Regions from separate parts of the Mus musculus genome. Here region 2 is linked to region 1. The links are chromatin loops, found by intact Hi-C in ENCODE. Cell type or tissue: heart. All regions are shown on one strand. Links, peaks and the distances in the headings refer to the core of each region. The heading gives the core; the rest is flanking DNA. Region 1 holds the start of Tll1 (tolloid-like). Region 2 holds the start of Gm35521 (predicted gene, 35521).

The links. Hi-C counts contacts between places; a loop is a spot of excess contacts. Peaks named below come from ENCODE experiments on the same cell type or tissue, not always from the same donor. Only the 100,000 strongest peaks of a DNase experiment are listed, where the experiment ranks them.
Region 2: it touches region 1 in a loop (2.1-fold over the local background); 1 of 42 quality-filtered maps calls a loop at or near these places.

Annotation. Positions count from the first base shown.
Region 1 is chr8:64,196,042-64,212,498 of GRCm38, forward strand. It overlaps Tll1 (tolloid-like), which reads right to left and starts at 9,967. Exons shown (of 21, transcript NM_009390.3): 1 at 9,174-9,967. The coding sequence starts at 9,342. In heart, for the core only: a CTCF peak has its summit at 8,415; a DNase peak (open chromatin) is centred at 8,350; H3K4me3 peaks cover 2,051 bases; H3K27ac peaks cover 1,254 bases; H3K27me3 peaks cover 882 bases.
Region 2 is chr8:64,406,404-64,422,860 of GRCm38, forward strand. It overlaps Gm35521 (predicted gene, 35521), which reads right to left and starts at 14,626. Exons shown (of 3, transcript NR_166077.1): 1 at 14,455-14,626; 2 at 10,479-11,269; 3 at 2,222-2,449. In heart, for the core only: no CTCF peak of the experiment used is centred there; no DNase peak of the experiment used is centred there.

The DNA.
Region 1 (16,457 bases), core at 6,064-10,063:
TAATGCCTCTGTCACAGCAATAGAAACCCTAACTAATATATCTGCCATAGAAGCAGGTGCCCTTACCCTGTGATCACCTCACCAGCCTCCAAGTTATTAATAATTATCCTACTTCTTTGAAACTTTGAAAAACAATTTTGAAACTAAATCAAATTCACACAAAATATTTGCATATAAGAAGAACAGGAAATAAGAGAAGAAGGGGAGTGGGAGAGAGGTAAACAATGTGGTTGTCCTCGGTCCTGGGTTCAGTTCATCTCTATCACAAGGAAATGGAGGACAAGTTATCTTTAAATGCTGAGCTATCTCTTCCATCAAAAAAAGAGTATACAATAGAGTGTTTATGAAGTTAAAGTTTTGTATTTGAAGTTTGTATTTGAAATTCTACTCTGCTTTTCAGAGTATCTTCTAAAGATTTGCTCCTACTGTGAATATTTCAAGCCTAGAGTCTAATTTAAAGCAACCCAAGCTCCAGATCTGGTCCATTATTCCCACTCTTTACATTCTAACCCTGATGAATGTGCCTGTTGGCCACATTTTACTTGGGCCCAGATATATACAATTTCTTTTTATGGATTGATAAAATTACCTATAAAGAACCAATACCAGCAAATTTTAGGTTTCAAATGGAATTTAACAGTGAAAGGACTAGTATTTACCAGATTTTGTGCTGAACTACTTACTAAAACAAATACAAACAGGCATTCTCCTGTCTAAAAATTTTATAAAGGTAATATATTTTCTTTGAAGAAATTATCATCAGCATAACAATACTAGACTTCCAAACAGTTTATCTAACCTTACTGTTCCTTAAAGTTTTCAAAGCATATGATCTCAGATCTTTTAGATTTTATGGTTGAAAAAGGTGATTTAAATATATATAATTACATAGTTTATGCATTTCCTCAAAGAAGCTCACACACCATCTGCATATGTGACAGTATGAATCATTTCCATAAGTGGCCAGCATTTAAAAGAATGCTCTTCATACCCATTGTGAATTTAAAACGTTAAATTTTGCATGTGCATATGTGCATAGTGCTGAGGAGTAAACCCAGGACTTCATGCCAGGCAAATGCTCCATATTTAAGGTACCTTGACAATTTAAATACAGGGAAGAAAAGTCCAGCAGTACCTTTCCTAACCTGCCCCCCCCCCCAAACACTCAAATATTCAACTCTACAAAAGCTAGTCATATATACTCTTAGTTATTTCATACATGGTAGACATTTCCCATTTCTAGCTCCTCACACATAGAGAATACTCTCTCAAAAGAAGACCTTCATTTTACTTCACACAAGTGAAACACACTGGTCTTACTCTGACAGTCGAGGGGAAGGCCTTTAAAATTCACAAGCACTGATGAAAAGATGTAACCTTGCAAGAGCAAATCACAACAGATGGATGCCTGTGTAAGACTCATCACCTCTTCAAATGAAAGTCTTACCATGTTTGCATTGTATTAACTAGACTACCAGAGTATGGGGCCACACAAAAGGGAGGGAAGACATCTACCATGTGGAAACCTGGGCTCATTTCTCATCATTTCCTATCCCTAGGACAGGATGAGCGACTAGTGAGCCTTTCCCAGGTCTAAATTTCCTCACATATCGATGAGAGACTATGTTTGTGTGACTGATGTAATCCACAGGGACTTCTTCCACAGACAGAGAACTCTAGATTCTTCTTATTTTAAGACTAAGTCTAACTCTATAGCCTTGGGTGATGTGAAATTCAAAAAGGTAAACCAAGATGGCCTTGAACTCACAGAGATCATCCTAAGATGTGTGTATGCCATCCCATCTTCAATGTGAACTGTGTTATAATACATATCACAAAGATGATTCCTACATACCTCTGTAGACTTCTACCCTCTTGGATATTTTCTATTTATTTCCTGTTCTCCCTTGAGGCATCTTAAAGTTTCTACTATCTACGCACTAGAGTCATATGCCACCCAGCAAGAAGATGCAGCTCAATAAATATGTCCTTAAGCAATATGTCTGTTGTATGGCATTGTGTAGAGACTTGAGGTGACCTTATTAGGTAATATCATTTATGGGACAACCATTGTATGAAGTCTGTTACTTATTTAAAAAGTGTATATAAACATATACATTACATTTATGTAAGTATATATGACCACATACCCCTGTCTTAAAGCACAATACTTATTAGAACACACACACACACACACACACACACACACACACTCAACCACTAAGCAGTTGTCATCTCAAACTGATCATGGAAGAGGACCAGAGTTTGGTGGATCCAGAGTAGTCAATCAACTGACCCGATGCTACACAGACTACCAGCAAAGCACAAGAACCAGCAAACACTACACAGTACAGCAAATACTACAGTATCCCAGTAAACACTTCACATTCAGTCAAAGCCAGAGAAAGAGTTCAAAGGACTATGATAGGAGCAAGCAGGCCAGTAACCCCTGGAGGTGACTCTGTGGTGCACAATCCACATGCTGACAGCTTAACATGGATGAGAAATGCAAGGAATGAGCAAACCGTTACACCCTGCTGTCCTCCACCCCTGCCTCCCCCATCACACCAATCAAATGGCATCAACAGGAACCTTAGTAACACAGCAGATATCAAACCCTAACAGTAAACATACATATTTTATCTCAGGCCCTGTGGTGACTCTTTTCATTGATGGAATACTACAGTGTTAAACGTTGTTGTTAGAATCTTTTTTGAAAACTCTGAGTCTGAATGCTTTACCCAGGGTATGGACACACACCATTAGATTTTTGTTTGCAGCTAGCTACCTGTAACCTCATTACTAGCAGCCAAGGAATTGTTTAACATGTGATTGACAGCAAATATTTAACTGAAACTATAAACGTAAATTGCAAGAGAGAAGGCGGAAAAGAACACACACTTCCTAGTTTCACTTTTTGGATTTCAATTATCACCTAATTTACAATGCATCTTAGTACAAATCTATGGCTGAGCACTTTAGAGTGGCCGGAAAGAATAAGCACACATTTTCTAAGAAGCCCTTGAAATGAGCAACGCATTAGGCCAAGGTGTCCCAAAATCCAATGGTCAATATCAGGTCTTAGGACTTAAAATGGCAAGAACTAAATAAGTAAACAAGAGGTCCCCTCTGGCATTCTAGGGAAACACATTATTCTCTGAAATTCGATTCATTGCTTTGAGACTAGAAAGATTTTTTAAAATATTTTCCTCTCAAAGTGTTATTATTCAATAGGAAACTAAAGGAAACAAACCACTTAAGCTTTAATGCTAAATAGTTGTGCTATGTCTAAAGATGCGGAGAAGATTCTCCACTCCTCAAAGTTTGATAATTCCACAATTCACTCCCAATCTTGGAATAAAAATATATAGCAAATTATTTCAAAACTCTCCCAGAAAATGAAATCTTATATTCCCTGGGGTCTCTCTGGTCCCCTGAGTACTGGCCAAACCTTGTTTTGAGCTCATGCAGAAGGAATTCCTAGAGTGTGGAGGGGGTAGCAACAGAATCCTTACTAGAACCCTCACCACATCCCTGAGCATCAGAAGGTTTCAGCAGAATATACCTTGCCTCATTTTAATGGCTATCCAACTGTGTTCTCTAACATTTCTTACAAATGCTTACAGAAGATCCCAGTTAAAACATTTTCACAGAGAGACTAAAGCACTATTAAAACCATAGACATTGTCCTAAAGTAAACAACAGTTAATCGACAGGGCTGCTTACAAATCTACATCTCAGTGTCATGCGGGCCAACGGGCCTACAGGAGACTTCTTATACTGTTAGTTGTGAATTTTATGTTTACATGAGTCATGTTTGCTGAGACACTCAAATGTAGGGTTCATACCTGTACAATAAGGGAGGAAGACTGAGTTTCAACAGAAGAAATTATGTTCACATTAGATTGTCAAACAGGTGTAATATACATGTTTTGGGAAGAAGTATTTATTTGTGGTATAGTTTGAAATGACATATTTTGATTCTTCCAGCTTTCTTCTCTTTGTTGAAGATAGTGTTGGTTATTCTAGGGTTCTTCCTGAATGATACTGGCATAAAAACAGACATACAGCTCATCAGAACAAAGAGAACCCAAAGATAGTTCCATGCATTTCGAGCCAAATGACTTTCTACAGAAGCTCCCAAAACACACATTAGAGACAAGGTTTCATTTAGTCTAAGCTGGGCTCTAACTCACTGTGTATGCTCGGTAACCAAGGACCGCATTGAACTCGTGATCCTCTTACCCAAATTCGCAGGTGCTGCGATTTCAGACCTGAACCTTACACCTGTCAAAACACATTTAAATAAACAGTTCTAGAAAAACCGTGTCTATGTGAAGAATGAATGGAAAATCAACTCGAATGGGGCTAAAGACAAATATAAAACCCCCAAACTGTAAAACTACAAGAAATAATAGGAAGCCATTTTATACCATTGATCCAAGCAAGGATTATATTTTGGTCAAGGACATAAAAGCACAAGCAAAGAAGGAAAAGGTAGACAAGTAAGATAATGTGAAACTAGTAATATTCCAGACTGTAAGGCAGAGCAGAGCAAAGGAACAGCTTACAAGATAGGAGAAATTTTCACATACTACATCTATTACATAGTTAATATCCAGAATATTTGAGGAAACTAGAAACACACACCCAAAACTATCCCTGTGAATTTTCAATTTGCCAGTTACACTGTTTGGAGTCAAAAGTGTGAAAGGAAGGGGAGGAGGAAAGAGAAGAGAAAAGAAAAAGAGGAGAGGAGAGGAGAGGAGAGGAGAGGAGAGGAGAGGAGAGGAGAGGAGAGGAGAGGAGAGAAGGAAATAGGCTTTAGAAAAAATGACTTGATCTAAGAAATTCATGGGGAAAGTAATTTATCTTTTCCAATTGCCACTAACTTCTACTTGTGAACCAAAACACCCACTGGCCCTCCAGAGAAAGGAGAAATAAGTGTTCACAGCAGATAAGACTAGAACTCAAGTATACAGAACATAATCCCTTATTTTGGCCCTAAGTTGGCTACACCAAAGGCAAAATGAGAAATATATATGAACGTATGTATGTATATATATTTAAGATCTGAGTCACGAAGACTAAGACAGAAGAGACTGGTTAAAGCAGCAAAGCCTGAAAGTGAGTTTTCAAACCAGAGTTTGGCAGCCCAGAGAGGTGCTGACTTCAAGGTAAATGTTTGGATATTTCAAATTGTTATGGAATAAAGTAGACGTGGAATTGGGCATCAAGCTCTGAAGTGCTGTACCTAAGAGGATGCCAGTCTAGCCAGAAAATACACCACCAAGAACAACAAAAACAACTAACCTAGAAATGAGAAATCAGAAACCTGGGAAATTTTTCCTAAGACCTCAGGGACGTGGAAACCAGGGCCCTGGTCATGAGGAAAAGCAACAAGAAGCCCTTGGGATGCCAAAAGCTTACTTTTTCATGACCGTGCCCACAGATGCTTTTCAAAGGGCAAGTTCAACCTCTCACCTCACTGACCTTTAAGAAACAGAAAAAGAACTGTCTACTCATCTTCTGTATTATGAAAAGAACTGTTTCATACACTGCTTCCATGTGAATATAGAGGGGATAACACACTTACTGACAAACACTATATTTCATTAGTCGGTCTTCAAGTGTCTACTCACCATGTAAAGCCCTGTTTAGTCAATCCCCATATTTTCAGTGGTCTGAACATCCTTAATACCTTCTTACATATCAAAAAAGAACAGTAAGGAAGAGGGAAAGAAGGAAAAGAGGCAGCACAGAAGGGTAAAGAGAAAGGCAGGGAAGTGGGGAGAGGAGGAAGGAGGGAGGAAGACATGTTAGTCCAATTGTTTCATGGGGCTCTGCTTTTAAATATTGTTTCTGACACAAATCCAGCCCATAAGTGTGTAAACTGACACTTCACAGATGCCAGTCTTCAGGTTAACACTTACTGGCACAGCACTCTAAAAGGAGGCAGGTCATCACCTGCTTTAAGACAAGCTCCCCATGTCTCTGGTGACCCTTTATGCTCCAGAGAGCAAGAGAGGAGCACCTGACTGTGCACTCAGCTGAGCAGATGACCTCCCCTTATAAAGCAGTCAAGAGGTCGGGCAGGTATTCCTTAGTGTTATTCTGTCTGCATCTCTGTGCAAATTCATTCTCAGAAGGAAATACCCCTTCCATCCCCGCAGATTTCATCTGTGAACACACTTGAAGTCATGGTATACTAAACCACGTATTTTCATTTATACTAGAAATGTCTCAATCAACTCAACTAAATGATTACAGGATTTCTCTCTCTCTTACAGTTTTCCAGACTTGAAGTCAGAACTCTTACAGATAAATAACTACACTCAACTTCATAAATATACTAAGGATGAAACAATTTTTAACAAATTATTGCTGAGAATAATTTTCCTTGGATAGCATGGGTTTTTGTTGTTATCTTATTTGGAATAGAATTTTGTAGATGAAACTATGAACAGCCTCTTGTTGAGTATGAACTAGATTCTTAAGAGTGGATCTGGCAGTATGACTCAGTAAATAATACTTTTAATCTCTGACATCCAGGATTTAGATTTAAAGTAAATGAAATTAACTTCTGATATCAAAGTAATTTCCTCCAAATCAGTCAGGATTACAAGAAGACTTGGGCTGATTTCTTAGATTTGTGTTTGTTGTTTGTTTCTTTATGTTTCAAATAAAATGTCAGAAAGAAAAAAATTTAAAATGCAGCAGGAATGGCGTTCTGGGGTAACCTCATAAAGTCACTGGGGCTCTGTTTTCCTGTCTGTGCAGTGGGAAGATTGATTGACAAGCTCCAGCACACTGGAATGTCATGAACCTAGCTAGAACAATGGACTCAGCTAAGTTTCAAAATCATTAAAGCTGTTTGTCATATACCATCAAGCCACTGTGTACAAACAAGCAGGGTATATCAGAATGTTTCTTAGTGAACTTCAGAAAGGACTTATTTCTCAGTCCTGGACCAGGCCCTGGAATCCACTACAGCACAAAGACATACCAAACGTCTTGCTTTTCTACTTTTGTATGGCTGTATTTCCCAAATGTGCTCTCTCTCTCTCTCTCTCTCTCTCTCTCTCTCTCTCTCTCTCTCTCTCTGTGTGTGTGTGTGTGTGTGTGTGTGTGTGTGTGTGTGTGTGTGTGTGTGTGTATGTATGTTATTTCAGAAACCTTCTTTTGACTCTTGCTTGGGATTTTGGTGTGCTCACATTTTTCATGTTATTTTAACTTTCATTTGTCTTGCATAGTACTAATAAAAGAGATAATAAGATTTTATCACTCTGTAGCCAGAGTGATAAATTAAAACCTTTCATCTCAGTATGGTAAAGGTGGGGGAGAACACTTGGAAAGAGACCCCTGCATCTTCATACATCTTAGCCTACTACACTGGCCATTCTTCCCTTCTCAACAGATACAAATAGACACATGCTCAAAGACATACGACTCCTCAAAGATAGGTAAGAAAAACAATAATAATTCTAAGTTATTATTTTCTATTTTTATTCAAAAATAATGCTATACTGAAGGGGAAAGAAAGAGTCAATATTATTCAAGTTGTCTTTTCTTTTCTTTTCTTTGGGTGTTTATTTGCAAAGAAAAATAAACACCCAGGGTTTGCATATGCTTGAACTCACAGTAGGGACACCTCACCTTGGTCTTCTTCTTTGCTGATTGAATCTTTCACAGGAAAGAACATCAAAATGGACAGTTCCTTTTACAACATTATAAATCTGGGACCTCGCGCATACCTTAAGACAAACCGGAGATTCGCATATCCTTTGTTGCAGCATTACTACAAATACTCCACCTACCAAAAGTTGCATTCTAGTCACCACTATAGCCAGAAGAGATGCAATCAGTTAAAGAAGTCCTGGGAACATGGTGAAATTGTGTTTTGATAACAAGAGGGAATATGTCATCAAAGGTAAAACTTATCTAGGGAATGTGCAGGTTTTTCCTTCACTTGAGCACAGGTCTCCTTCATGCCCAGGAAGGGTTGCCTTACCTAGGGAAGGGGAATAAAAGCAGCCACAGATCTAACCAGTCTTGGAATCTGGATACACTTAGACCTATTGGCTATTTGGCCCACCCTTTCTCTGCCACCTAGTCTGGAATTCACACCTCTTGATGGAACAGACCAGATCGTGCCTGCCTTCAGTTTCTCAAGGACACTGTTATTTGGGCCTGTCACAGCAACCTTCCCAAAGTTAGTTGAGTCCGGGCTGAACTGAGATTGCCTCAGCCACAGTCCAACCGAATTTAGGACAGGGAATCCCCAAAACCCTCCCTAATGCTTCAGCCAGTGTTGGGTCCCCTAGGACACTGCCCTCACGTGGTTCCCGAGAACCGTGAGTGGGGCTCCTACCACAGGCGGGCAAAAGCTTTGGGCGGTGCAGAGGAGGGACGCGTGGTGGCGCCGGCTCGTGGAAGCAGAGAGCTACTCTCTGGTGTTCCCGGCCCGGCGGGGTGAGCCCGCGGGCTTCAGGGAGTGTCAGTGCCTCTGCAGCTCCGGAGAGTACTTCCAGGAAGACACAAATTTGAATGGGGTAGCAACTTGGTATAAATATTATTAGATTTAGTTTTAAATGGGAGAAAAATAACTGGGATCTTATCTACAACTGAGTTCTTTTAAGGTTGTCACAACACCCTTCTGGTCTGGAACTCACACTTAAACTCTTGGTAAAACAAGGAGTGTCCAGAGGCAGAGATGCCATCTCCACCCACCTTTTGGAAAACTCTGCCTACTCGGATATGAACAAACTCTGGGAAACCTCGTCCTGGAACAGCGGAGGTCTTGTCCCTTCCTGGTGCATTGAACCCGCTGCGTGCTGGCATTTAAAACCCACAGAAGCCAGCTGTGTTTATGACTTGTTTAATTTCACAGGGGATGGGGGAGGGATCAGAAACTACAGGACGGGACGTTTGCCTTAAGCGATGGGGGACCAGTGCTTGGCATCTGATCCTACTAGCACAGAACTCCAGGGAACTTGGGCCGCCGCGCAGGGTGGAGAGCCGGGAGGAAAAAGGAGAGGGAGAGAGGAGGGGCAACGATGGAGGGGCTGAGCAGGAGAGAAGGAAACAGGTGAGCTCTCATTGCCTCTTGAAGGAGATTCCAACGTCTTGGTCCCCAGCAGCGCACCACAGTCCCAACTTAGACAGGCACTTACCAGCTTTGCACGGGTCCTTGTAATCTATAGGCTCCGTTTTGTCCTCTTCGTTCCCATCAAAAGTGTAATCATAATCGAGGCCAGCGCAGACCCACAGCACCCGGGAGAAAACAATACCCGAGACCACCAACCACAGGAGCATCCTCGGGGAGAGCGCTTGCAAACCCATCCTCCTCCCCTAGAGGAAAAGGAGGGGACCAGACCCGGAGGGCCGCGTGGATATGCGGGGCTCTAGGGACAGTGTTCTTATCCCGACTGGGAAGCTCCTCGGAAAGACCTGAATGTTCAGGTGTCCGGAGACATGCGGATGTCTTCAGGACGCTAGAGAGGGCAAATGTCTCCCTGTCTCCCCCGGATGCTGGGGAACTTGGCCGGGGGCCCGCGGGTGGGCGGAAGGCAGGTGAGGAGCTCGGCGCAGGGCAGCCGCAGCCAACCCGGCTCGGTCTAGGTCGTCCTTCCAGCGGTCGAACTTCCCGCGATCACGACCGGCCGCGGCGAGAGGCGCACGGCGGGCTCAGCTGCCACCGGAGCTCCGGCTCCCGCGCCGCGCCCCCGCCGCTGTCAGGACCCCGCGGCCGAGAGCGAGCTGCAGCCGCCTGCGCCCGCCGCTGCCACCGCCGCTGCTCGGGGAAGATGAATCCGGTCTGCACATCAGCACATCTGAACTGAAAGGGGAGACCGAGGAAGGGGGTGGGGGATAGGCATTTCTACGCCGCCAGACCTTAAAAGCCTGCCGAAGCTAGGGAAGCTCCCGACTGCCCGGAGAGCAAAGGGGTGTGAGGATTTGGAGTGCCTCTTTCCCCCCCTCTAGGCTGTCTTTTTACCCTCTTCCTAACTTGAAAAAAAAAAAAATCTTCGCAGCATCTAACCCAATCACTCGCATCCTGCTTACTTATTCATACAATCAGGGTCAGGATCCGGGCCACAGCCTCCTCTCTGACTTCGTTTGATAGCCTTATACAAACAAACAGACACGAGCGCGCTGACATTTCCATTTCTATTTTACTAAAGATAAAAAACCGAATGCATTCCGCATTTGCGTCCACGAACAGCAATTAATAGATGAGGTACGTGTCAGTGCAGAGCGCCAGACCGGGGGTGGCGCGAGGGATCGTGACAACTTCGCTGCAAATCTCTCTATCTTGCCCCCACCCCACCCCCAGATAAATAGGCGATGTGTGTTTCTTTCCCTTGCTGCTGTTTAACCTTCCTACCTCAAGAGTGGAAGGAAAAGTATCTGACCTTTCTCTGTTTGGGTAAGAAAACAGGCATCTGTGCAAAGGCAGTCTCCTAACCAACAAAGTTTTACTAAGAACTAGAGAAATTAATTTTTTTTAAAAAAAATCGAGTTCCAGATCGCACCAGCAGGAAACGCTAAGCCCTCGCTGATGGGCTGGAGCTAGGGCTCACGTGGGCGCAGGAAGGGAAGTTGGAATACTCGCCTCGCAAATTTTCTGACAGTTCTGGCGCCCATGCCCAGCGCCTCCTAGTACCCTTCGGCTTCACTTGTTTGATTTCCTCCCTAGGACAGGGTGTAAGAGCCGGCAGCTGGATCAGAGAGGTAAACCACTCCTCAGCCTAGCAGACTCAAGACAAACACAGGTTGTGGGAAATTGGGGAAGGGAAAAAAAAATCAGAGGAAATCTCTGCAAAAAAGCCCCTGGTGTGAGCAATTCCGAGGTTTCCCCACATCTGTAAGTAGTTTCCAAAATAGGTGAGACGACTTCCCCCACCCCCAAGCTTCCGGGAGCCCAGAGAGCTGAGAGCTTTCCTTTTCTAACAATATCTTTTACTGTCACTTTAGCAGGGACTGTCTTCTGGTGCCTTTGTATCTTTATTAGAGGAACCCATCTCTATTCCAAGTAGCCATTTAGGCAAAAGTAAGGAGCCAGGGAGCCATGAATATCGGAATCCTCTGTCTGTCTGTCTGTCTGTCTGTCTGTCTGTCTGTCTGTCTTTGCCTATCTGTCTCTCTTAGGATAGGAAAAAACCACCTTTGGCTTGGAGATGCGACTACTCTATACTTGCTGCAGAAAAGCAAGCAGATAATCTGGACAACATACTGTTTTCTACTTGAAGGAAAAGGGTAGGAGGTAGACTGGAGGTGATTGTTTCTCGCTTGGCAAAGTTGGAGTTTCTTGATGACCACTACAATGATGACCTCTGCCTGTAGATCTTAAACATCTAATCCTGACATACAGAGCAGACCCAGACCGCGGGTTTAAATAGATAAAACATAAAAGAAAAAACAGAAAAAAAAAAAAAAAAAGCTTGCTAAGGAGGTAAAGACACTGCTTTCGAAATTTCTTGCTGAGTCATGATCAACCCAAACAGAAAAGCTGTTTGTATAATTAATGCTGGTGTTGCTCCTGCAGGGCTAAGCAAAAGTGCATCCTACATATAGCCCAGTTCAGAATGAGAAATGCAATTTTTCTTTAGAAGATCTCTGCTCTTGAACTGCTGACTGTGTCTGCATTTCTTACCCTGGACCCACTAAATGCCAGGAAACGTCTAAGACTCTCAGCATCTAAGATGATTTTCTTATATGATTTTTCAAGAATCTGTACCTAGAGCGCACATCCTGGGTAGGGATGGACATGTTTTATCATTTATTGGGAAAGAAAATGGTACCATATGGGGACAGCTGCCTTATTATGAATAGACAGTGATGTCTGCTAGACCTTCCTTACAGATCTGTCACTGCCCAGTTGAAAATGTTTATAAGTTTGAACTAGGGACATAGTTAATAGAGAGCTTGCTTAGCATGTACAATCCCCCGAATGGCTTCTCATGACCACCTAAAACAAATTTACACTTTAGTGGAGGACAGAGAGTTCAAGGCCATCCTCAAGGACATAAGTAGTGTAAAGCCAGCCTGCAATGCATGTGACCCTCTTTCAAAAAATGAAATACATTAAAGAATAAAAGTGTAATATATTTATATCCAGAGAATTGGTGACTACCATACTAGAGCATCAGATTTAAGGTAGAGAAATGTTTATTTATGGTTAAAATGCTTGCCATGAGTATTTGTATGCATCACAACATTCTGGGCCTCATAACCCCAAGAGCTTCAAGTTTTTAAGTTTTTACTTATTTACTTTGTGTGTGTGTGTGTGTGTGTGTGTGTGTGTGTGTGTTGTGTGTTGTGTGTGTATGTGTACGTATGTCTGTGTGTGTGTATGTGTGTGTGTGTCTGTGTGTGTTGTGTGTGTATGTGTGTGTATGTCTGTGTCTGTGTGTGTCTGTGTATGTGTGTGTGTGTATGTGTGTGTGTATGTGTGTGTGTGTGTCTGTGTGTGTGTGTATCTGTGTGTGTGTGTGTGTGTCTGTGTGTGTGTGTGTGTGTGTGTGTGTGTGTGTGTGTGTGTTGTGTGTGGGTAAGCAAGGGAACACCTTCCTGGAGTTGATTCTTGCCTTCCAGGTCTGGCTACCCACCTTGTGGACAGTCCCCTCTACTACTCAATTCCTGCCTTCCCTGGCCCACATGTTTTCTAAATTCTCCTGTCTCTGCCTCCTTCCCTGCTTTAGGAATGCTGAATAAGAGATGTATATCAGCATCCAGCTTAATATGGGTTTGGGGATTAAACTCAGGTTGTCACATGTACATGGAAAAATGCTTTTACTCACTGAAAAACCATCCCAGCCCTGGTTCTCAGATTTTAAATCTTAGACTTAGCTCTATTTGTATAAAATCATCTGGGTTTAAAAGTCTTTTTTTTTTTTTCTATAGTTGAGGGCAGATTTTTGTCCTGAACATGTAAAAAGATCAATTTGGAAAAATAGAACTGTGGTTAAGAAGTTGAATCTGAGCGTGGCTGTAGACATGTGCAGTATCTGAATTCAATCTCTTCAGGAAGATGGAAAAGAGAAATTGATTTCTTCAGGAAAACCTGCTGACACGGCCCTGGCATCCAGCTGGTGGCTGTCCTTGACCACCATGGCAGTACCTGCAATGACACTCAGCCCCTCATGAAAGGAGCAAACTGTGACACCAGAAAAAGGACAAACTTCATAGCAAATCATGATATTTTCTTTGCTACCATAGTAGTTAAATTATAATGTATGTGTAGAGACTGCTAAACCAGATAAGTCTGTTTTATAATCCAGCCAATTAGTCAAGAGCTTTCCTATGACATTAAGTAACATGTGAATATGCTCCCTTCGTGTGTCCTGTGAAAAAGTGATGCACAAAAGAATAATATCATTTAAAATAAGAAAATGGAACATGTCGTTCCTATAAAATACATGTCTGGAAAACTAAATAAACACATTTTTCAAACTTTATTGTAGAGTGAAATGCGGGTTTCCTTCCCACCCTCTCAGCTGAGTTTCATTTTGTTTGTTTTTTGTTTGTGTTTTGTTTTGTTTTTAAACACTTTAGATTGTAGCTAGGGAATTCTATAAATATACAATCCTAGGAAGCTGTCATTGCTGGGGGTCAAAGACAGCCAATATTGGCAATTTTATGTAGCTTCAAGCTTTAGAGGGATGCTTTATGTTATTAGCATTTGTTATTAGCATTTACATTATTAGCCTTATTCTTCTGGATGAAATTTTATATACTTTGGTAAAATACTTTCCTGTGGACTCTGAACCTCTGCGAAATCCAACCTCTACATTTTCTATTATAATACTAAAAAAAAAAAAAAAAAAAAAAAAAAAAAAGAAAACCTGAAAAAAAAAAGAAAACCTGAAAACTATGACTTCAAAACCTTATTTTTTCAATTTGTGTGTAGGAATGTTGTGCTTCATGTATGTCTGTGTGCCATGTGAAAACCAGAAGAGAGAGTCAGATCCCCTGGAACTGGAGGCATTCCCCAGGGCTGCCTGGAATGGAACCAGCATACTCTGAAGAAGCATCAAGATAATTACTCTTAGATAACACTGAGCCACCTCGCTAGCACCAACACTGTGACTTTTAGGTCACATTATTCTACATGTCATCATTACAGAATGCCCCCAGTTCATTTAGCTCTGTTTTAGTTTATTCTTGGCAATACATTTTTTTAGTACTTCTTTTTTGAAGTTCCTTCATGGTGCTAAAGATTAAAACCAGAGCCTCAGGCAAGCCAGGTGGGTATTTTACCATTGAACCATATCCCCAGCCCCACAACCTAAACTAATTACAGTGATCCTATACCTAGTCAAGATCTGTCTGTACTGCTAATAACAACAGACGCATATCACCATAGTGTCAGCTAAGAAAGAAGGGAATGTATGGCAATATTTGCTTCAGAATAAAAGTTATCATTTATTAAGGAAAAGGCTTGCAACTTTCCAGAGCAGAAAGAAAGTGTCTTGTTGCAATGTATTCTGGATACTTGTTTGTTCCTATGTTTGTTTGTTTTCCCTTTTTCTTTTACTGAAAATAGATTTTCTTTCTCACAAAAAAAGATCCTAATTATAGTTCCACCTCTCTTTATCCCTCCCAGCACATCCCCACATCCCTTCCCATTCTGATATATTCTCTTTCTGTCTCTTAGAAAACAAACAGGCTTCTGGAGGATAATAATAAAACAAAAACTAACACACTGAAATTGTAAATATAAAGAAAAAGAAGGAGGAGGAGGAGAAAGAGGAAGAGGAGGAAGGAGAGGAGGAGGGAGAGGAGGAGGAGGAAGAGGAGGAGGAAAAGGAAAAGCACCCAAGAGAAGGCACGTGAAGAGAAATCCCACTAATCTGCAGAGTCAGGAAACCCACAAACATACTAACCTGGAAGTCAATAATGTGTCCACAGAGGACCTGCTGCAGACTCCATACAGACCGTGTACAGTCCTGCCAGTTTATAGGAGCTGTGATTATGCGGATTTAGAGGCCCTTGTTTTCTTGGTATGCTCCATCCCCTCTGGCTCTTACATATACTTTTTCTGCACTCTTTCAGAGGGTTCCCTGAGACCCCGTGGGAGGGATTCCATGGAGATATCACATTTAGGGCTGAGAGTTCAATGGTCTCTAACTCTTTGTATAATAATGTCTAACAGTGGATCTCTGTATTTGTTCAAATCTGTGGCAGGAGGAATCTTCTCTGTTGATGGCTGAGCAAAAACCTGATCTTTGAACACAGCAGAATATCATTAGGACTCATTTTAGTTCAAAGGTTTTATTTTGTATTGTTTTGTTTTTTTGTGTGTGTGTTTGTTTGTTGTTTTGTTTTGTTATTAACAAATAGTATCTGGTTTTATCCTAAGTGCCTGGACTATCTAATCTCAGGTTAAGCAGTGTTGGGTATGGGTTCTATCTTGTGGAGTGGAAATTAAGACAAAAAAGATATTGGTTGGCTAATTTCATAAGCTTTGTGCCACTACTACACTAGCATATACTGCAGACAAGACACCATTGTAGACCGAAGAGTTTGTGGCTGAGATATCGTGCAGAGTTCCTTCCTGTTTAAAAGACCATAAAAAGTACGGATGAAGGCTCTATGTAGGTACCAGCTCAATTTCTCCATGTTCAGTAACTTGTGTCTCTTCAACTATGAGGCCTTGCTGTCAGTCCTTGGAGGACAATCTACAGTCTTGACAACTGCCTGGTTTATTTGCAGATTTCCATATGATCTCATTGGTCAACAACTCAATTAGGTATAACCCAGTGCTGGGACAAGAAGCTTCACTTGGTGACAAGATGACCAATTGGAGCTCTGTCTGTCACATTATTTGAATATTTTATTTAGATCATCTTTATATATGTATATATTTTAGGAAACCTCTATTGCATTTGGCTTCCATACTGCCCCTCAAATGGCCCTTGTAGAGAAATTTTAATCCAGCAACATGGCTGCTATGATTACAGCCTAGGTCTTTGTGATCTGGCTGGAATGCAGACATGCCCTTAGTACACATCTTTAATCTCAAACAATGAAGTCTAATTGAGGAGCAGACAAAGTACTGAATCAGGAAAAAAGATCTGGCAAAATGAGTCAGAGATAGGATACCTCAGTTCTCAGGAGAAAAACTATTTAAGAGCAGTGCAGGAAGAGAGAGTGAGTTTTCAGTTCTGTTCAGTTAAGTCAGCTCTGTTCAGCCAGTTGGGAGTCAGAGCAGTGAGTGCAGTGCAGAGGAGTCGAATTTGTTCCTGAGTTCATGCAGTTCAGAGCAGATCAGCAGAGGCACTTGGAGCCAGAGAGTAAGAAAGAATCAGAAGGTTAGAACAAATAGCCAGAATTAGTTTGAGGCCAAGCAGAGCAATTCAGTCGGAAGCTGAGAGATACCAGATTGAATCAGTCAGCTTGGAGAGGAGTTTGAGGCAGAACAGCCGAGTTGAATCAGCCAGCCCGAGTTCAGA
Region 2 (16,457 bases), core at 6,252-10,251, 210 kb after region 1:
GGGAAGCCATAAGATCCTACTCACCCTTCAGTCAGTGTATGAATGATACGTGCTCACACTGAACTAGACTGAAGTAGACTACTTGTGCTTTTTTTTAATTACTAAAAATATATTAAAAATAATTTTTATTTTATTACTAAATAATTTCAGTGAGTATGGAAGATTATCATCTCATTAGTTTGAAATGGGTTTTACGTGTATTAAATTAGTTAAGTGCCAATGAATGAGTCACACATATGCCCATACATATGTGAATATATCTTTATCAGTGCATTACGTATATGTGTGTATGAATACACACATATTGTTCAAATCTATACTAATATAGAGTGAAGACAGATATTTAAATAGAGAGTGAACAGATATCAATGCATAGAACAAACATTAACAAGGGCAAGAGCTTACAGCTAAATTGCTGAGTCATGAGCTCTAGCCCAATGTTTGGTTCACACTAACTGATACTCCTTTCTCCCCAACTGTACAGGACTGTAGAATGCAAACTTAAGGAGCTCCTCCTCTGCAGTTGTAAAGTTTAGACAGGATACTCCAGTTCCTCCTCGTAACCCTTAATTTTGTGAAATGTCAGTGACGCTCAGCTGCCCGAGTTACACAACCTAAGTCATGTCTTCAATCATAAATGCCATTCCATCTTCACTTTAATTTTAAGGCCCAAGGACTTTTATGTGGTTAGAAAACTGTCCGAGTGATAATAAAAATTACAGCATAGCTGCCTTTGACAGTTTATGTTTCCCCTAAGCATCACGACTAACCATGACTAACCCTCTCAAATTAATTTAATTTCATCGAATAAAGCATCACAAAATACAGAACAGAGTCATTCCCATGAAGGCAAGCCAGATTCCTCGGCTGGCCGCTCCAGAGGCTGCAGCCCCATCTGGGGACAGTTAGCATTCCAGAGCTCAAAAGCCCTGGCAAATCCTCACTCCTCCTCTGGAGTAGTAAACGTTCACTTCTCTCCTTAGAATACTTTATATCTGGTCATGGGTGATGTCCCAGTTTTTATTTTCTTAATCTTACTAATAACTTACTTTTAAATATAAAAAGAAAACAAACAAACAAAAAAAAGACTTTTGTTGACAGTGACTTATTTTTTTCCAGGAGGAAAAAATAAGAAGTGTATGCAAAAAAGGGTCTTTTTAGTTTTCATTTTAAGAATTTTTGTTTTCACTTTAGAATACCTTCAAGAAATCAGGCTTATTGTCTAGATGGTGTAAAACTAGGTGAGTGCTCATATAGAAACATTCTGTCACTGCATAGACAGAATTAGAAAACATTTTCTGCCTTCTGCCCCAACAATATACCCGACGCAAAACTCATCAGGTGAAACAGCAAACCTTTTGCAGAGAAGAAGGCAATGAATTTTTGACAATGCAATTATTGTGCTTGGGTTACCTACCTACACAAAAATGCATGTTCAGCGTATAATAATCCAGATGGGGAATTGAAAAGATTGTGAAAATTAGTTTTTAATAAAAACTAGTAATAATTTAGCCCAAGGCACACAAATGAACAAATGTGCATTATTGAAACTTACAGGGAAAATGTTCTCTTGGAAAACTACACCCAATTTCTGTAAGAAGTACTTTGCAAACATTGTACTAAAAGTTTCATAATTTGACTCAGTTGCAAAGCTCCTCAATCCCCCGTGGACTGCAGCCGAAGCCCTACGACAAAAGACAGCTCTCTTTGGTTGTGCAAGTTGGAAATCACTTTCTCCGTTCCAACTCCCTTGCTATCTAAGTGGCTCCCTACAGCAATCATAAAAATTAAAGTGGCCGAGGAAGGAAACCGTAGAAATATGAAAGTGGGTTTGCCCAAAGTAATACCCTAATTTCCCCCTGGATCCTCTCCTAGGAACCATGCTGTTTCTTTTCATAACGTTCTCAAGTTCATCCACCTCAATGTACTTTCCCCTAACTAATCTAACGGTGCCTGCGTCTCCGGTGGCACCATGATAGCCTAGTCCCTTACATCCCTGAGGTTCTCAGTTTATATCTCCCCTAAGCATCACGACTAACTGTGACAGCCACTGCAAATTAGTTTGATTTTTTTTTTAGAATAAAACATCACAGCCCTAGGCTGAACACCGTAGCCCCCACCAAGCGTCCATCAGGAAGTACGTGTGAGGCTCTTTGTACATCACAGCACAATTTCACTTTTGTCATTATTTTCAATTCAACCACACCAAGAAAACCAGGAGAGAAATCGATTTTCTTTTCAAAAAAAATGTTTTACATGTATTATTTTGCAGGGTTGTGGGGAGATGCATGCCATAGCACCCCTGTGGATGTGGAGGGTCAAGTCCTTTCCATCTTGTGGATTCAGGCAATGGAACTCAGGTCTTCATTTCAGGCAACTGCCCTGACCTCTGCACCACACCTTTCACCTTTTGTCATGAAACTCCAAAGCCAGAAAGAATTTTTACATCCTTTAGGAGCAAAAGAGAGAAGCTGGTAGTTAAGGAATAGCTAATGATGGTGGTAATTATGTACTTAAGGCATTTTTGTTATTCAAATTATTTTCTTTCTTGACAGAAAATATGGTCAAAAATAACACAGGATGACATCATTGCCACTTTGGGGGCTTTTGAGCATATGGGCAGCAATGCTTAGCAGTTTGCTGGTTTTATTATCACAAACATCAACAGGTTTATATAGACATGAACATGCTTTAAATTACTTTTGTCAAGGATGATCCAGAGCCTGGGAGATGGCTCAGTGGTTAAAGTGCTTGTCATACAAACTTAGGGGACACAGTTCAAGTTCCCAGAACCAGTGCTAATGGGAGGTTGGGTTGACAGGATGTCATTCTAGCCTGTGCAGGTAGAAATAGTAGATGCTCTTAACAAGCTGTGCTCTTATCAAGGTGAGACTAGCCAAATCATAGAGCTGTGGGTTTGGTTGAGAGGATAAGGTGGGTAAATGATCTGTCTTAAAGGATAAGGTAGGAGAATGATTTTAAAAGAAGAAGAAGAAGAAGAAGAAGAAGAAGAAGAAGAAGAAGAAGGAGAAGGAGAAGGAGAAGGAGAAGGAGAAGGAGAAGGAGAAGGAGAAGGAGAAGGAGAGGGAGAGGGAGGGGGAGAGGGAGAGGGAGAAGGAGAAGGAGGGGGAGGGGGAGGGGGAGGGGGAGGGGGAGGGGGAGGGGGAGGGGGAGGGGGAGGGGGAGGGGGAGGGGGAGGGGGAGGGGGAGGGGGAGGGGGAGGGGGAGGGGGAGGGGGAGGGGAAGGGGAAGAAGAGGAAGAGGAAGGGGAAAGAGGAGAAAGAGAAGGAGAAGGAGAAGGAGAAGGAGAAGGAGAATCCCTCACAAATCAACCTTGAGTCTCTATGGGACTTCCCCACTCACATGCATGTGTTTTATATACATGTTAAAACTCACAGTGTGAATACACATAGTATGAACAGACACATACTATGAATACACAGAACTCATGAAAAAGAAATGCAAATACACACACTATATTATATACATATAATATATATATATATATATATATATATATATATATATATATATATAATTTAGTGAAGATGGCTTAGTGGTTAAGAACATTTACTGCTTTTGCAGAGAAATGGAGTTCAGTTCTCAGCACCCAAGTCAGGTAGCTCATAACCACCATAGACTCCAGCTTGAGAGAACCTAGCGCACTTGCCTGACCTCTGTGAGAACCTGCACACCCATGTCCATACACATACATCTAAGTAAGAATTTTACAGAATACAGATTTAGGGGGAAAAAAGTAAAACAAAGCTACAAAGAAGACAATGAAAAGCACAGGTCTACTTGAGATGTTGCCAAGCGACATCTGGATTCACTAGCAGGTGCTGTGCTTAAACATCTCCAGTCCTGGCTTAAGACACCGGAAGCCTTGTCCTGGCTTTCCCACTTAGCTAACAGTGTGATTTGTCACTTGTAAGAGGTACAGAGAAATTAAAGACTGATATCGGGATCATCCTGAAAAAGTTCCCTCTTGCCAGCAGCTCAGAATGTCTTTCTTGTGAATTGCAACCCTCAGCATGTGATTAGGAGGATGAAAAAAATAAATTCATTTCTTTTTGTTTGTTTGTTTTGTTTTTCTTACTTTCCTTTTTTTATTAGATATTTTCTTTATTTACATTTCAAATGCTATCCCTCAAGTTCCCTATTTCCTCCTCCTGCCCTGCTCCCCTACCCACCCATTCCCACTTCTTGGCCCTGGCATTCCCCTGTACTGGGGCATATAAAGTTTGCAATACCAAGGAGCCTCTCTTCCCAATGATGGCCGACTAGGCCATCTTCTGCTACATATGCAGCTAGAGACATGAGCTCTGGGGGTACTGATTAGTTCATATTGTTGTTCCACCTATAGGGTTGCAGACCCCTTTCAGCTCCTTGGGTACTTTCTCTAGTTCCTCCATTAGGGGCCCTGTGTTCCATCCTATAGATGACTGTGAGCATCCACTTCTGTATTTGCCAGGCACTGACATAGCCTCATATGAGACAGCTATATCAGGGTCCCTTCAGCAAAATCTTGCTAGCATATGCAATAGTGTCTGTGTTTGGTGACTGATTATGGGATGGATCCCCAGCTGGCACAACTGGTGGTTATCATGTAGAAGAATGCGAATTGATCCATTCTTATCTCCTTGTACAAAGCTCAAGTCTAAGTGGATCAAATACCTCTACATAAAACCAGAGACACTGAAATTTGTAGAGGAGAAAGTGGGGGAAAGCCTTGAAGATATGGGCACAGGGGGAAAATTCCTAAACAGAACAGCAGTGGCTTGTGCTGTAAGATCAAGAATTGACAAATGGGACCTCATAAAATAAATTCATTTTAATACATAAAAATAGATTTGAGTTCCCAGCAACAGGCCAATAAGGAGGGGTTAGAATAGGGAAAATAGAGGAATACAGCAGAAAGAAGTTGGGGACAAGCTGGCCCAGCCAAGGTGACCCAAGGCTGGAAAAGGAAAAAGTGGCAGAACTATAAGAACAAATCAAGACTGCTCGTGGCTGAGCTTTCCTAGAATGTTCCAGGGCGCAGACAGTTAGTGAAGGCTAGTCCCACAAGGTGCTTCTGGGGGGGGGGGGTGTAGGGGGGGGGAGAATTCACCAAACCCTAAGTGAAGCAAGCATTTGTCAGGGAAAGTCCATTCTAAATGTCATTTCACGTGAATATGCAAAAGTGTCATGGTGAAACCTCTATGTTGTGTATTTAATATAAGCTAATAGAAATAGAAAAGAAAAGAAACGAAAAGAAAAGAAAAGAAAAGAAAAGAAAAGAAAAGAAAAGAAAAGAAAAGAAAAGAAAGGAAAGGAAAAGAAAAGAAGACTACCTCCTCTCTTGCCTATATACTGGAGAAAATTGGATAAGCCCAGAGATGGCTGCATGCTCTGACTTTAGGAAGTAAGCTTAGCTTGCCCCAAACTGTTCCTGTCACATTAACCTTTTGCCTTTTGTAAATGCCTAAATATACATTCATCATCTCTCCTTCTTGAAATATCACCTTAAATTAAGTATGCTCAAAAATGTACCTACCCATAAAATGCATTCTTAAATTAATATAGATTCCTCCAAAATACAGTCGCAATACTTCCTTCATTTGGAGGGCATTGGTTTGGAGATAACTCCTGTGTTCTTCCTGTCTGCATGCAGTTTACCAATCTTTTTCCACTCTTTAAAAAGACAAAAAATATTAGAATACTGGGCTGAGGAATGGCTCATCAGTTAAGAGCGCTGCTCTTTTGAAGGACTCCCGTTCTGTTCCAAATGCCCACCTGGAGGCTATCCTGTAGCTAGAGGTCCATTGCCTTCTGTCAACACTTTGTTCACTGTACCACCATATGCACTATGTACATGGTACACAGACACACACACACACACATATGAAGTAATATTTTTGTAACACCAACTATTGTGTACAACTAAACAACTAAGGAGATGATAGCTGTTCTTAAATCTAGTTCCCAAATCTGTTATGTGATCTGCAAATCATTTGTAACAATGCTGTTAGTGTATCCTGTGGGTAGCGTTTGAGGAGATGAAAATATGGCTTTATTTCATTGACAGAGAGAAGAAAGTAGACCACAGTTGGGAGCGACACAACCTAAGAAAAAGAGAAACATCAATGGAAAGGGAAATTTAAAGGAAAGAGTGACTAAGAAATTGCCACCACTTTTGTTAGTGACCCCTTGGGACCTCGAATCATTTTTATTTAAATATCATGGAGTCATTCGCTTTCCACAAGCTGAGACTTGAGGAAGCCCAGGCTGCTGGCAGCTGGCAGCTGGCAGCCAACATAAAGTAATTAGTATGGTGCGCTGAGTATGGTCGGTCGGCATGCAAGAAATCAAAGGGAAGCCGTAGAGTGAGCACATGAAGCTATTTTTTCCGGAGCTACTTTTTAAACTTTCATCTTCAAAGTCTATGGCTACCTTTTCTCTCAGCCCACCTACGGAGAAAGGTGCAGCTTAAAGGGAAACAGGGCATCTCCACAGCAATAGAAAATAGGAGAGCATTCGGAACCCACAAGAAAAACAAGCCCCAGTTTGTCAATTCTACCAAAAGGCTCTCTCTCTAAAGACGCTGCAGGATACAAGGCCTTTAATCACTCAAATCCTCGGTGAACTCACAGCCGCTCTGCCAGGAACCTGCAGTGCACGGTATTTTGGTTCCTATAGACACTTCAATGTCTATGACAAGTTGAAAATGCGACAAATGGTATTGTTCCATAGAAGATAAATGTTAAGTTCAACTTGTCATGTTTTTTAGTAGAAATGATGTAACATCGCCCAAAGGCATGTGATAATCTATTTAGAGAAACAAAGGGGAAAATAGAAGACTTCAGAGATAAAACTGGCCAATGTTGGAGCACTGTAAAGATGAAATGGTACATCTTTTCTGTAGCTACAGCATCAGTGGACATCAGCCACACTTATGTTCTTTACTTAGTGTCTTGAAACATTCCGATCATAAGCCTAACTGTGCCATTGCTCACAAGCAAATACTTGGCACACAGCTTGCCTGGAAAAAACGAAACACTCATCTAATACACAGAATATAACCATTTTTGCTATCACACAGTACTGCAGAGGTCGGAAATTCAGTCACTTTGAGAGATATAGTTATATACACACAAGCATACACACACATATAGTTACATGCATACATAGTCACACACATACACATCAGAGTATGCAGTTTTCAGTATCTCTCCCTAAGAGACAAAGCAACTTTCAGAGATTAAGAAGCCAGGCTTCTGAGCCTAGAAAGATTAAGTACAGGATCTATTATCATGACTAACCAACTCAAGTAATGATGCCCATGAGGCACCTAGGGAAAGAGTCCTTTTGGGAAATGTTATAATTTGGGTGGGAAATCTTCCTCATTTTATGCATTTGAACACTTGATTCCCAGCTGCTGATCCTGTTGGGGGAAGTAATGGAACCTTTAGGAGTGGAGTCCTAATGGAGGAAGTACGTCATTGAGAACAGGCCTTGAGGTTTTTATTGAAAAGTCACAACCTGGCCTCCAGCACCTGTTGCTATGCTTTCCCCAAGAGAGATTGAATCCTGTTTGGAACTACAGCCAAAATAAACACTTCCTGTTTGTCACTGGCTAGGGGGCTTGTTTATATTCATTTTCTCTGACAATTAAGGAATTAAAAGACAGGAAACATCGCAGAGAGATATGGGGGTGGGGAGGGAAGACTCCATGCAGAGAAGAGAGAGCAAGTGGACAGCCAGTCTTTCTCTGGAAGAGATGGGGTGTTAAGCTGGAATTTGTCCATCTCCATAATTTTGGATTGGAGTTTATAGACATACAGTTTAAAGTGAATGTGTGTGTGTGTGTGTGTGTGTGTGTGTGTGTGTGTGTGTGTGTGTGTGTGTGCACACTCTCAGAATCAGACTTGAGCATATCTGACCAGCCTGAACCAGCTAGCCAGAAGAGGGACTCTTACTGGCAGAAGCAAAAGCTGGCTGGGCCTTTGTCTCAGGTCAGGAGAGTAAGGAAGAAGCTAGAAGTTTGCTATCTTTACTATTTCTTTATGGTTGCTTTCCCTGATGAGAAATTTGTCTAACTCTTAGACCTTCATCTTTCATTTGTTTTTGTCACAGTATTTTGTCACGACAACCAAAAGACATGACAACTGGAACTATGTCTTAGCTACAGTTCTATTGCTGTGAAGAGACACCATGATCAAGGCAGCTCGTAGAAAAGAAAACATTTAATTGGGGCAGTCTTATACTTTCTGAGGTTCAGTCCATTATCATCATGGTGGGAAGCATGACATCATACAGGCAGACTTGGTGCTGGAGGAGCCAAGAATTCTTGGCTCTTCTACATCTTGACCCAAAGGCAGGCAGAAGGAGACTGTCTTCTGCGGGCAGCCAGGAGAAGGGTGTCTTGCACCCTGGTGGGAACTTAAGCATAGGACCTTGAAGCCCACCCCCACAGTGACTCAATTCCCCCAACAAGGCCACACCTCCTAACAGTGCCAAGTCCTATGGGCCAAGCCCTAGGGTTTACTTCAGAATTCGTGGAAGGGCTTCAGGAAGACTTGCTGATCTCCACACGTACAGACACTCAACAACTACTATCAAATGACTTTGGCCTAAAGTAAAGAATAAGAGAATAAAGACATGTGTCATTTTCATGAAAGGCCTAAGATATCAAAATCAACTATCAAAATCATCAGAACTTGAGTGGTGAAGTAAAAGCTAAAATATAGTTTTAGGTTAAAATGCTGCTGTTCAGCAGTTCAGTGTAGCTGGGAAACCCAATACCTGGGGGCTCTTACAGTAGTTGAGTTTGGCAAATTCCAAATTTAGCTTGTGTTTTTCATACATTGTGCTACTCCAAGATGGGTGGCATCTTTATGGTCTTTTTCTCGTTCTCTTTTCTTTTCCCCTATTACTTCCTAAGTAAGAAAAACCTCTGCTATCTGGGAATAACATTATTGTTGGCTTTGACCCTTCCTGGACAATTGTTGAACTGTGTGCAGCTGTTGAAATGTAAACGAGAAACGAGTTAACCACATAGCAAAATGTTATACTTTCACTCCAGCTTCACTGAAGTTTAGTTCAATAGGCTTAATATTGAACATTATTAAGTATATGCAATTTATCTTAATTTTTGTATCTCATATAAATTACTCCACATTCACAAATGCAGAATTTAAAAGGATCAAAAACAAATACATAAGTTAAAATGCATATTTAATGATATCCATTTTAAGAGTACAGGAAGCACCTTTATTTCCTTGTCTGAAGAAGTAGTTTTCCATGAACAGGTGTGTGTGTGGAATATGTATCATAGTGTTTGTAGTGGGTTCACAACTATGGCCAGGTTGCAGCTAACACAATCAAGCAGTAAGTCTCCTGAGACCAAAACACACAAAACTTAGCTCATTGACTGTGAGTTTACATCATGTGTTTCTAAGAAAAGGTTTTGCTTCGAAATGTTTTTACTGATTAAAAGAAAGCAGTCATATAAAGACCACTAAATGTGGCTCGAAGCAAACCACAGAACAGTGGAAGATGTTCTCTTCAGGCAATCTCATGCGAGTCAGCAGAGCACCTAGATGTGGATCTAAGTTCTCCTTTCCCAAGCAGTGATGTTTAACTGTGTCCTGTTCCTTTCATTGTACAAGGGAAGGGAAAAGGCAGAACGGTGTTGAAGCAGAACTCTATACTAGAACTCTGTGTAGAGCATAGTAATGTATCCCTGACACCCTAGCACTTGAGAAACAGGTGACCAGACTGCAAGTTCAATGTCAGTCACACTACGTAGTGAGTTCAAAGCCTGTCTGGGAGATATAGTGAAGAAATAAAGTAAACACCAAACCTGGTGCCCCAAGTGTACAATCTCAGCTATCTGGGAGTCCGAGGAAAAGACAGGCTATAGTTCTATAGTGTGAGCTGCAGAGTGATTTCAAGTCCAGGCTGGGAGACTTAATGACATCCTGATTCTAAATAAATAAATGATACATATATACCTACATAATACATTACATACATACATACATATACACACACATACATGCATGCATGCATACATGGAAAAGCACACACACACACAAAAAGTCTGGGATATAATCTGATGATGAAACTTCTGTGTTGTACTAAACCCTGAGACCAACCTCAGTGCCACAGAAAAGAAAATTACTAAAACTACACAAAGAAAGTGCCAGGGAAATGCTGTGTGCCTACCCAAATCCCTGCCCTAAGTGAGATAAAGGGGTTTGAGACGTAATAACTTGTGTGCTGCTCTATCATTTGAGGAAAGGAATATCTGTAACATTTCAGTTCCGGTGGTATATTAATTCTAAAGTTAAAACCAGATCTGTTTAAGAGATTACTAAATTGGTTTAACAGAGCTGGGAATGCCAAATTAATTATCCAAGAAACTTAATAGATCCACCATCTTTTCTTATTTTTTCAACTGCGGTTACATCCTTGTAGGAGTTAGAACTTACTTGTGAAGCATTCTACTTGATTTCTCTAAGCACACTGCTTCCCAGCCAGAACTACATTGTCACAAAGCAAGCATCCGCCCCGCTGCCCTTTTAAATCCTTTGAAACTCCAATCACAGAAGAAATACTTAGGAAAATGTGGCTCTTTCATCTCCGTGTGGCCGAGGCTACATCGCTCTTCCTACAGAACCTTGCAACCCCCGGTTCCTCTTCACATTTGTGAGAAATGCTTTGAAAAAGCCAGTTCCAGCCAAAGTTCTCAGCCTTCTATTTCCTTCTTTACTTAAAATGAGGAAATGATTTGTAGAAGGAGAAAAAAAAATAGAACAATACAGGGATTCATTTACTGTCTGCTTGGCTGGTCTGAGTGATCTCCTTGTCCTCAAATTTGCTGACTCTGGAAACTCTGACTTGCCTTTTTCTATTTCTTCTCATCATCAACCATGGAGTTTGTAAAACATAAATGATAAAGTTTCTTCAACGCTTGTCAGATGATTAGGCTAAATGTAGTCTTCTTGATAAAGACATACGGCAGGGACCATGACAATTCAGTGTTGGCAATGATTGCTCTTCAGTTTTCTATGGTCTGTGTAGTTCAAATTCATGACTTTCTTCTAGAAGTGAAGAGCTGAAATATTGACCTGTTACCATCTTCCTGCCTCCAAAAGTTTAATCCTTTCTCTAATCTCTCTCTCTCTCCTTAAATCCTTTTTCTTCATTCATGTTATTCATATTCATTTTATGTTACTTCTTTTTATTTTATTTTCTGTGGCCATATAACCATTTCCTGGAACTGAAAAAGAAATGTAACTGTATAAACAAAGTCAGGGGGTAAGAAATGTAGACTATATTACAGATAGCACATTATCTTGAAATGAGAAATAGCTTGAATTCTGATGACCATCATCTCACCATTTAGGTTAATCAGTTATGCTGCCAAAATGGATTTCCCCCCACCAAGCAACAGAAATTCACTTTTTTGCAAAAGGGCGTTACCACTTTAAAAGAAAATTAGAAACTTTAACTCCCCTTCTGATATTTGCTAAAAACATAAAAATAGGTGTTAGTGGTGAGACTGAGGGAAAGCTGATCAGAGAGTATGCTGTGGATATGGTGGGGTTTTTTTTTGGGGGGGGGTATTTATTTCATTTACATTTCCAATGCTATCCCAAAAGTCCCCCATACGCTCCCCCACCCACTCCCACTTCTTGGCCCTGGTGTTCCCCTGTACTGAGTCATATAAAGTTTGCACGACCAATGGGCCTCTCTTTCCACTGATGGCCGACTAGGCCATCTTCTGATTCATATGCAGCTAGAGACACGAGGGGGGGGGTATTGGTTTTCATATTGTTGTTCCACCTATAGAATTGCAGATCTCTTCAGCTCCTTGGGTACTTTCTCTAGCTCCTCCATTGGGGGCCCTGTGATCCATCCAATAGCTGACTGTGAGCATCCACTTCTGTGTTTGCCAGGCCCCGGCATAGTCTCACAAGAGACAGCCATATCTGGGTCCTTTCAGCAAAATCTTGCTAGTGTATGCAATGGTATCAGCATTTAGAAGCTGATTATGGGATGGATCCCCGGATATGGCAGTCTCTAGATGGTTAATCCTTTCGTCTCAGCTCCAAACTTTGTCTCTGTAACTCCTTCCATGGGTGTTTTGTTCCCAATGCTAAGAAGGGGCAAAGTGTCCACACTTTGGTCTTCGTTCTTCTTGAGTTTCATGCGTTTAGCAAATTGTATCTTATATCTTGGGTAATGGCTATCTTGTCAAAAGCAATCTACAGATTCACTGCAATCCCCATCAAAATTCCAACTCAATTCTTCAACGAATTAGAAAGGGCAATCTGCACATTCATCTGGAATAACAAAAAACCTAGGATAGCAAAAACTCTTCTCAAGGATAAAAGAACCTCTGGTGGAATCACCATGCCGGACCTAAAGCTTTACTACAGAGCAATTGTGATAAAAACTGCATGGTACTGGTATAGCGACAGACAAGTAGACCAATGGAATAGAATTGAAGACCCAGAAATGAATCCACACACCTATGGTCACTGGATCTTTGACAAGGGAGCAAAAACCATCCAGTGGAAGAAAGACAGCATTTTCAACAAATGGTGTTGGCACAACTGGCAGTTATCATGTAGAAGAATGCGAATTGATCCATTCCTATCTCCTTGTACTAAGGTCAAATCTAAGTGGATTAAGGATATGGCGATTTTATTTCCCTTCAGTGAACAAAGCTGGCTAACTGTGGGGTTCGGTTTGGTGTTTGATTTTTTTTTTTTTCTAAAATTCGTTTTTTAATTTCTTAGCTAGGAATGTAGGTAAACACATGTATTATTATTCTCAAAAGAAAGAAAGAAGACAGGAAGAGAGGGAGGGAAGGAGGGAAGAAGGAAGGAAGGAAAGGAGGGAGGGAGGGAAGGAGGGAAGAAGGAAGGAAGGAAAGGAGGGAGGGAGGGAAGGAGGGAGGGAGGGAGGGAGGGAGGGAGGGAGGGAGGGAGGGAGGGAGGGAGGGAGAGAGGACCAAAACAAAAAAGGAGAAGTGATACTTTCTCTCTTCCATAGTTCCTATCAAAAGAAAACAAAAAAAAAAAAAAACAAAAAGCAAACAAAGCAATATACTAGTTCTCCTATATAAAAACTGCAGCTTTACCTCCGATCAAAGACCAGAAACTAAAGGTCAGTGAAGGGCTCAGTCACAAATAGGACGTCTGCATTGCCTTCCTCCAGAGCTCAGGGAACATCCCAGAAGAGATGCCAGTAAGATTCAACAGGATCAAAATACATTGTATAAATTATGAAAGTCTCAAAAAAAATAACAAAAATGTATTTCTAAATATCAACTCTACAAATCAATCCAATAACTATACGGCATCTTGTATTTAATTGCTATTATAAATCTCCACTATAATCTAAAAATCACTAGAAGAAACGTCATTGAAGAATCATTCTTTTTACAACGAAAGGGGACACCACCAATTACCAGTGAACAGCGGTGACTGTCACTCCATGATAGAGACCCTGAGGTTAACCTCTTAATTTCTAAAAAGCAATTTAAAAAAAATAAGGTTGAGCCATATGTTTATACTACCACGCTAACAGAACCCGCCAAAATATACCTCACATAAGAAGTTTATCCTGCTAATGCCAGATTTTAAGTCTATGAAAGGTGACTTTTATTTTTAAGTATAAATTTTATCTACAAGGCAATTCTAGGCCTGTGGAAAATTCATCATTGAAATGCATTCAAAATGACACTAAGAGTTCAGCCATATGACATTGGCCTGCCGTTCAAGGCACCAATATTCCTGAGTACTTTGCATCTGGACTGCCAACTGACTTTCCATCTAATGAAACTATTTAGCTGACAACACTCTTAGTAAATAAAAACAAAGGAAAGGCGACTAAGGAGTCCCTGGTGGTTTACGAATCAAGTCCTCTCAAATCCTTGGAACAAAGGCCAGCAAACTAGATAAGCCCTTTCTATTATTCACATTTTCTACCAAGCCTGACTGATCCCAAGACCCCTGTAGAAAGCTTAGTAATGGACAACCAGACTAAACTGGACCATACACTGAAGAAAGAAAAATGGAGAGCCTGGCATGGTGGCGCATGCCTATAATCCCAGCACTTGGGAGGCAGAGGCAGGCAGATTTCTGGGTTCAAGGCCAGCCTGGTCTACAAAGTGAATTCCAGGACAGCCAGGGCTATACAGAGAAACCCTGTCTCGGAAAAAAAAAAAAGAAAGAAAGAGAGAGAGAGAGAGAGAGAGAGAGAGAGAGAGAGAGAGAAAGAAAGAAAGAAAGAAAGAAAGAAAGAAAGAAAGAGAGAAAGAAAGAAAGAAAGAAGAAAGTAAAAATAGAGTGGGCAATTAGGATTAAAGTGCATAAAGTATATGAAAGAAAAGACTTTGCTAAGATGCTGTTAAAGACGCCAGGTTAATCTCCTAACTGCATCCTTCATACTTACCCTTACACCCCCATGCAAGTGTAGCGTTCCTTCCTTTCCAATGGGGCTTCTTTTATTGGAGAAGGAGACCATTACAAAAAGATACAACTCCTCAAAATATAGAAATCAAATGACAGAGCTATTTCCAGCCCCAAATGATACATCTACAGCACAACTCCTACACCGAAGACTCAGAAACATTACAGAAGAGGGGGCAGGAAGATCGTAAGAGCCAAAGACTAGGACCTCTGCTGCAAGATTGAGACTTCTAGCTATGTCAGAGAAACTGCACCAAGAAAATCTCAACATCATGGCTCCCTAAACAAGACCTGAACAATTTCAACAGCTGACAGGCAGTAGAAATGGGGGAGATCTCACAAAGCCCCATCCCGAGATGAAGAGTGACAAGCAGCTAAGAACTGCTGAGAGGAGAATTAGTTTTCCACAAGGATGAGTCCCTTGATTGGATAATCAGTTATCCAACATCAACTGGTCAGCCTTAAAAATGTATTTATATAGGCAACATTGAATGGACTCAGAAGGTTGTAGGCCTTTATTTATTCGTTTATATGTGAATGTAACAAAAATAGTTAAAGAAGACGAGGCCTCTGCGTTGCAGAGAGGATCAAGTGGGAGTGTGGAAGGAGAGAAGAGGCAGGAGAGGAAATGATGTAAGTTTAGTGAAATTTTAAAAATAATTTACATATTATAAGTATTTGTCTGTTTGTTTTTATTGTTTAGGAATGAAGGCAGACTGGAGATGTAGCTCAGTGAGCAGAGTGCTTGTCTGGTAGGCACAAAACACAAGATCTATGCACGGCCATCTCCAGTGCAACATTAAACTGAGCCTGGCGGTACAGACCTGTAATCCCAGCACCTGGGAAGTAGAGGCAATCATGTCATAAACACAAGTTCTTCTCAAATGCACAGTGACCACAGGGCTGTCCAGATACATGGAGTCTTGTCGAAAGGAAAGAGGAGAGAGAAGAGAAAGGGAGAGAGAAGGGAGGAAGGGAAACTGCTATCTAAAAATATATAAATAAAAACAAAGCCACTTAAAACCTCCAAGGGCCCTTTTGATTTCTAAACTCTCTTTTATTTTATCAAGATTGATTTGTTTTCCTTCCTGGAGACAATGGATTGGAATACTCCCCGGAGAGAATTCACATTGAGGCAATATGGCTGGCCTGGGCGGGTGGAGGGATCGCTTCACTGACCACTGACAGAAATCCCACCTGTGGACACCCACACAGCAGTTGTTTAATTAAGCAGAGCTTCACCTGCTGAGCAATTTCTGATGGGAAATGAAGACCCTCCCCCTCCCCTTCCAAACTGCTAGAGGCACTAGACAAGCAAAATACAATTATCTGAACTGATATCCGGCAGACATCCCTGACAACGATGACCAAGTGTCTTTAAGGTTCAACTGCTCCACTTGAGGCCACGGCCTCTAGCTTTGGAGTGTTCTGGTCTCCCATCCTCCTTTCAAGGTGAAGAAAATGCCTCACACCGAGCTGCCAGCATCTCTTTATTAAGCTGCCAGTTCTGCTGGCACCAGGAGACCTATGATTTGCAGCAGAATAATTGAGACAAGTGTTCAAATATTTTATTTCAAGTGATTTTTTTTTACTCTGTCCAAACCAAAAGGACTATATATTTATAAGAAGTTAGAATTCTACCGTGCCCCCTCTCCTCTCGCAGACAAAGCAAGTTTTTCATGGTTTTTAAATGTACTAGAGACAGGATATCTAACACTGGTCTCCCAATGCAGTCAATAGAGACATTCATCTAAATCATGTCTTGTGTAAATTAGCATTTTAGGAAAGCATCCATGGGCCTTTTAGCCATGGGCTGATCCTTTTTTTGTTCCAGGCAGACATAAAGGGAACAGATTGAAAACAGGACGTGAGCCAAGCTGTGCTGGTGTTTGCTCTTACGGTTTTCAGTATCTTCAGTGAGATTAGTAACCACAATCACTAAAACAGACTCTCCTCTTGCCTTAAGAAAAGAAACTTTGGAGCTTT